Linked DNA regions of Homo sapiens: region 2 is linked to region 1. Evidence: chromatin contacts called from ENCODE Hi-C or POLR2A ChIA-PET data. All regions are on one chromosome and are shown on one strand. The core of a region is the stretch at or near the end of the contact, and the rest is flanking DNA. Distances in the headings are between cores, read along the strand shown. Region 1 overlaps RIPOR3 (RIPOR family member 3). Region 2 has its middle 6.8 kb from the start of BCAS4.

Region 1 (3,111 bases), core at 551-3,050:
CTTTATCAGAGTCCCCCACTTTCTTGCAGGGGTCTGTAATCAAGGCTGGGAAGGTCAGCTGTGCGGGTTACCTGGCCAGGGGGCCATCCGGCCCAGGTGACCCTCTCCCAGCTGTGTGCCCTGGAGTGGGGCTGGTCCACTGAAGCACTGTAGGGACCCTTGTGTGGTCTGGAAGGAGGGGTAGGGTCTGCAGACCCTGTACCCAAGGGCGGCTTCATGAGCGTGTAGCCTGTGCTCTGTACTTTGATTGAACGCTCTGCTGTTGTGCTCTAGAAATTTTTGTGGGTGTCATTCTGTCGCCCAGGTTGTAGTGCAGTGGTGCGATCTCGATTCACTGCAGCATTGACCTCCTTGGTTCAAATGATCCTCCCACCCCAGCCTCCCAAAATTTTTTTTTTTTTGAGACAGTTTCTCTCTCTCGCCCGGGCTGGAGTGCAATGGCGCGATCTTGGCTCACTGCAACCTCCGCCTCCCAGGTTCAAGTGATTCTCCTGCCTCAGCCTCCTGAGTAGCTGGGATTACAGGAGCGTGCCACCACGCCCGGCTAATTTTTGTATTTTTTTTTTTCTTTTGAGACAGAGTCTCGCTCTGTTGCCCAGGCTGGAGTGCAGTGGCATATTCTCGGCTCACTGCAACCTCCGCCTCCTGAGTTCAAGCAATTCTCCTGTCTCAGCCTCCTGAGTAGCTGGGATTACAGGTGTGCCTCACCATGCCAGTTAATTTTTTTTTTTTTTTGTATTTTTAGTAGAGACAGGGTTTCACCATATTGGTCAGGCTGGTCTCGAACTCCTGACCTCAGGTGATCCACCTGCCTCGGCCTCCCAGAATGCTGGGATTACAGGTGTGAGCCACTGTGCCTGGCACCAAATAGAAATTCTTAATACAATTTTTTTGTGTGTGTTTTGAGACAGAGTCTTGCTCTGTCACCCAGGTGTGCAGTGGTGCAATTTAGGCTCACTGCAAGCTCCACCTTCCAGGTTCAAGCAATTCTTCTGCCTCAGCCTCCTGAGTAGCTGGGACTACAGGCATGGGCCACCACACTGGCTATTTTTTTTTTTTTTTTTCTTGAGACGGACTTTTGCTCTTGTTGCCCAGGCTGGAGTGCAATGGCACAATCTCAGCTCACCATAACCTCCACTTGCCGGGTTCAAGTGATTCTCCTGCCTCAGCCTCCCGAGTAGCTGGGATCACAGGCATGTGCCACCATGCCCAGCTAATTTTTAGTAGAGACAGGGTTTCACCATGTTGGCCAGGCTGGTCTGGAACTCCTGACTTCAGGTGATCCACCCACCTCGGCCTCCCAAACTGCTGGGATTACAGACGTGAGCCACCGCGCCTGGCCCAAAATTCTTGATAAATTTTGAATAAAGAGCCTTGCATTTTTATTTCGCACTAGACCCCACAAATTTCACAACTGGCCCTGCCTGCAGCTCTCCTCCTGCCAGGCCTGTGGGGGCCTCTGAATGTCCTGCATCCATGGGACATGTCCCCTCAGGCCCTAGAGGGGAGCTCTGCCCAGAGAGTGCCCCCACGGTAGGCCTCTGCCTCTCGTTGGCCCCTTCCTGGATTCCTGGGATCAGCTCTTTGGGAGGAAGGAGGACAGAGGTGATCCATCCCCTTGACACCAGGGCTCGCTGGCCGTCAGCAAGGGTCCCACAGTGTCCAAGTCCTAGTCTAGGAAAGACAGCCCTGATGGCTCTAATATCTCAGACCCCTCCTGTCCCCCATCTGATTGTCAAGGATGCCAGAGGATGCTGGGCCTGGGCTGGTTCGGAGGTCCCTGGGCAGCCCCCACCTGGCCTTGGCCTCTGCCGCCCCCTTGTGTGAGGGCAAGGAAGAAGCTGCCCACACCGACGGGGAAGCGGTGCATCTATTTTTAACTTCCTGTCTCCGTCGAGCTCCCTGGGGTCTGAACCCTTGGAGCCAGGGCTGGAGCCTGATTGGGTTTCAGGCCCCACCTTCTGGCCTTGTTCCCTGGTAACCCGAGCAGGCCGAAGCGCAGCCGCACTGTCAAGGCAAACAACCTGGCAGGAGGGCAGGGCTCTGCATGGAGAGGGTGGGCTGATGCCCCTTCTCTTCCCATCACCACCTTGACCCCTACTCTGGCACCTTGAAACCCCTTTCACTATAGACAGGGATTTTTACTCCACAGTCAGATGGCTCACTTGGGGAAGTAACCTGGTGGGGAAATTTTATACTAAGGTGTGAATGATTGACATAATAAGGCCATTTCCCAAGAGCTGGACCTGGGGGGTGGGAGGATAGAGAGATGAGAGGATAAACAGTGAGGATGAAGGAGGAGAGGGCCAGGCCCCGATACTGTCCTACTCTGCCCCAGTTGACAGGCATGGTTGCCCTTCCCCCTTTCCTGCCCCTCCTCAGCCAGGTCTCCCTCCCCCAGGCAGTCAGGCAGGTACTCCCCGAGCCAGGAGCCACTGGGACATCCTCCTCAGCTTGGGAATTCCTCTGTTGGGATGGCTAAGAAGTGTGGGTGTGAAAACGAAATAGCAGCCATTAAGTTTCAAGGAGAGGAGGCTGGAGAAAGAGGCGGCTCATATCCAGCCCTGCCTGTGAAGCTGTCAAGCACACAGACTCTGGAGCCAGAGGCGAGTGATGCAAGTTCAGTTTCCTGGACGGTACCAGGGGGCCTGACCTCAAAGACTGTGTCAGGAGAAATGAGTCCATACATGTAAAGCACCAAGAGCAGGCCAGGCGGGCGTGGTGGCTCACGCCTGCAATCCCAGCACTTTGGGAGGCCAAGGCAGGCGGATCACTTGAGCTCAGGAATTCAAGACCAGCCTGGGCAACATGGTGAAACCCTGTCTCCACCAAAACTACAAAAAATTAGCCGAGTGTAATTGTGCACTCCTGTGGTCCCAGCTACTCAGGAGGCTGAGGTGGGAGGATCACTTGAGCCCAGGAGGCGGAGGCTACAGTGAGCTGAGATCACGCTACTGCATTCCAGCCTGGGAGACAGAGCAAGACCTTGTCTCAATTAAAAAAAAAAAAAACAAAAGCACTGAGAGCAGAATTTGAGCTTGGCAAGTGCCGAGTGCATGCCTGTCATCATCACCCAGTGGCCAGCACCGCCAGGCACCTGGGTAAATGGTT
Region 2 (3,310 bases), core at 529-3,028, 160 kb before region 1:
TTTGGGAGACTGAGGCGGGTGGATTGCTTGAGGTCAAGAATTCGAGACCAGCCTGGCCAACATGGTGAAACCCCGTCTCCAGTAAAAATACAAAAATTAGCTGGGCTTGGTGGTGCTTGCTCCTGTAATCCCAGCTACTCAGGAGGCTGAGGCAGGAGAATCTCTTGAACCTCGGAGGCAGAGGTTGCGATGAGCCGAGATTGTGCCACTGCACTCCAGTCTGGCCAAGAGAGTAAGATGCTGTCTCAAACAAACAAACAAACACCCCAACACCACCACCAACAATAAAAACCCAGATATTAAAAAACATTTTTGGGCCAGGCACAGTGGCTCACGCCTGTAATCCCAGCACTTTGGGAGGCTGAGGCGGGCGGATCACCTGAGGTCAAGAGTTCCAGACCAGCCTGGCCAAGATGGTGAAACCCCATCTCTACTAAAAATATAAAAATTAGCCGGGCATGGTGGCAGGCGCCTGTAATCCCAGCTACTGGGGAGGCTGAGGCAAGAGAATCGCTTGAACCAGGGAGGTGGAGGTTGCCGTGAACCAAGATCGCGCCATTGCACTCCAGCCTGGGGGACAAGAGCGAGACTTCATCTCAAAAATAAATAAATACATAAACGAACATTTTTGGCCACCCAAGGTGGGTAGGTCACTTGAGCTCAAGAGTTCAAGACCAGCCTGGCCAACATGGTGAAACCCCATCTCCACAAAAATTACAAAAATTAGCCAGGTATGGTGTCATGCACCTGTAGTTCCAGGTACTCAGGAGGCTGAGGCAGGAGGATCACTTGAGCCTGGGACATTGAGGCTGCAGTGAGCCGTGATCACACTACTGCATTCCATCCTGGGTGAGAGAGCGAGACCGCCATCTCAAAAAAAGAAACAAAAACCATTTTTATGTCATAATTTTGAAATGTTCACTACAGTAACAGGAAACAGCAATCGCAGCTTCCCATTCTCTCCCTGATAAGGAAAGCTTCTACATCTCTGCAGTCATTTGAGTAGTTTTTCTCTACTCCTTTCCCTTCCACAGCAGAGCCACATAAAGGGTCTTGCAGCTTTAGAGGCAAGAGGCCACAGGGCAAGATTCCAAATGCTCCCTGAGTGTCGCGTTTAGCCTTACGGCAGAGCTTCCTTGGCCTTGAGAAGCGAGAGGAGAGTCACTTAGTTGGAGGGCGAAGGAATGTTCTCCCTTCCAGCTACCGAAATTGTGTCCCTACTTGTTTTCTCTGCGTCTATCTAAACAGTAAGTGGCAGAAACTACTGGCCAGATACAGGGACATCAGAGGTTCCCCAAGGTGTGAATTTCAGTGCTGTCCGTGGATTCTCATTCACTGCTCTCAGCCACCTCTGGGTGTTACAGGTGTTACCCCTCATCCAAAACCGCTAGGGCCAGACGTGTTTCAGAATCTGAGCTCTGTGGATTGTAGAAGGCTAATACAAAGCACATACAAGTCCCATGGGAGCTGGGGCAGCATCCTCTTATCTGATCGTATTTCTCAGCAAAGTGTGTGGATATTCACCTTAAATGAGCTAAATAGAGGCCTTAAATAACCTCCCGTCTCTTCACCTCAGTGAATTTCTGCCAAACTGATGGGAAAGAAAGCTAACGGTTTTGGCGTTTCCTGGATTTCAAAATTATAAAAAAGGAATCGACTTGCTTCCCAATCCCACAGCTGGAGAAAATGAGGCCCCCACACATAACCGCTGAGTGGAGCAGTTGAGCTTTGCACCTATTATATCACATAGAGATAGATCAGAATCTGCAAGAAAATTGCTAAACACCCTAGTAAAAAACCGTATTCTTTAGACTATTTGAGACATTTGTTTTCTTGTTTCAGAAACTTGAGTTTTTGTTCATTAAGATTCTAAGAACTTCTTTCTCTCTTCTTTCAGCAAGATTCTTTTCTTTTTTTTTTTTTTTTTAAATAAGTCGGGGTTTCACCATGTTGGCCAGACTGGTCTCAAGCTCCTGACTTCAGGCGATCCACCCGCCTAGGCCTCCAAAAGTGCTGGAATTACAGGCATGAGCCACCGCAACCGGCCTTTCATTAAATTCTAAGGACTTATTTCTTTCTCTCTTTTCTTTCTCCCTTTCTCTCTCCTCCCTTCCTTCCTTCCCTCCCTCCCTCCCTCCCTTCCTTCCTTCTTTCCTTTCTCTCTGCCTTGACTTTCTTGCCTTGACAGGGTCTCACTCTGTGGCCCAGGCTGGAGGGCAGTGGCCCTGATTTCGGCTCACTGCCACCTCGACTTCCTGGGCTCAACCAATCCTCCCATCTGAGCGTCCCAGGTAGCTGGGACTACAGGTACGCACCACCATGCCCAGGTAATTTTTGTAGAAACGGGGTTTCACCATGTTGCCCAGGCTGGTCTCGAACTCCTAAGCTCAAGCCATCCTCCCACCACAGCCTCCCAAAGTGCTGGGATTACAGGCATCAGCCATCACACCTGGCCTTTCATTAAAATTCTAAAGACTTCTTTCTTTCTCTCTTTTCTTCCTCTCTCTCTCTTTCCTTCTCTCTCTCTTTCCTTCTCTCTCTCTTTCCTTCTTTCTCTTTCTCCTCTTTCTCCTCTTCTCTCTCTCTCTCCCCACCCACACCTTTCCTCTCTCCCTTTCCTTTCCTTTCATTTTTTTTTTTTTTTTTTTTTGTGGGATGGAGTCACTCTTTCACCCAGGTTGGAGTGCAATGGCACAATCTCAGCTCACTGCAACCTCTGCCTCCCACATTCAAGTGATTCTCCTGCCCCAGCCTCCCAAATAGCTGGGACTACAGGTGCACGCCACCACGCCCGGCTAATTTTTTTTGTATTTTAGTAGAGACAGGGTTTCACCGTGTTGCCCAGGCTAGTCTAGAACTCCTGAGCTCAGGCAATCCACCCACCTCGGCCTCCCAAAGTGCTGGGATTATAGGCATGAGCCACTGTGCCCGACCTTTTCTTTTCTTGCCTTGACATGGTCTCACTCTCTGTGGCCCAGACTGGAGTTCAGTGGCACTGATTTCGGCTCACTGCAGCCTAGACATCCCAGCCTCAACCAATCCTTCCACCTCAGCCTCCCAGGCAGGTGGGACTACAGGCGCACACCACCACGCCCAGGTAATTTTTGTTAGAAACACGGTTTCACCATGTTGCCCGGGCCGGTCTCAAACTCCTGAGCTCAAGCCATTCTCCCACTGCAGCCTCCCAAAGTGTTGGGATTACAGGCATGACCCACCGTGCCCAGCCTCAAAGGACTTTTCCATCTCTGGAGTCCATGGCATGGCATTCTGTGTTCTTTGTAAATGAGATGCTGCTCTATGTGAAATCTGC

Evidence for each region. A loop is a pair of places that touch in the nucleus more often than their neighbours do. ChIA-PET counts read pairs that join two places held with the same protein, here RNA polymerase II (POLR2A). Pooled maps may share reads with other maps.
Region 2: a map of Caco-2 shows a loop between it and region 1 (20-fold over the local background). The contact joins two enhancer-like sites. A Hi-C loop is called at or near these places in 6 of 168 maps with a recorded cell type or tissue (Caco-2, Calu3, HCT116 and 3 more), 2 of 37 single-sample maps with no recorded cell type and 8 of 50 pooled maps. POLR2A ChIA-PET finds 5 or more read pairs at or near these places in 12 of 52 experiments (A549, AG04450, GM10248 and 7 more).

Annotation. Positions count from the first base shown.
Region 1 is chr20:50,624,971-50,628,081 of GRCh38, reverse strand. The region is part of intron 2 of RIPOR3 (RIPOR family member 3); the gene reads left to right. Among named protein-coding and RNA genes, the nearest start is that of MIR1302-5, 12 kb to the right of the region's middle. RefSeq lists an enhancer at 2,117-3,078. Within about 2 kb of position 1,800, at least 7 of the 41 ENCODE cell types and tissues checked have a DNase peak (open chromatin) inside an H3K27ac peak, as active enhancers do.
Region 2 is chr20:50,786,604-50,789,913 of GRCh38, reverse strand. No RefSeq gene overlaps it. Among named protein-coding and RNA genes, the nearest start is that of BCAS4, 6.8 kb to the left of the region's middle. Within about 2 kb of position 1,778, at least 6 of the 41 ENCODE cell types and tissues checked have a DNase peak (open chromatin) inside an H3K27ac peak, as active enhancers do.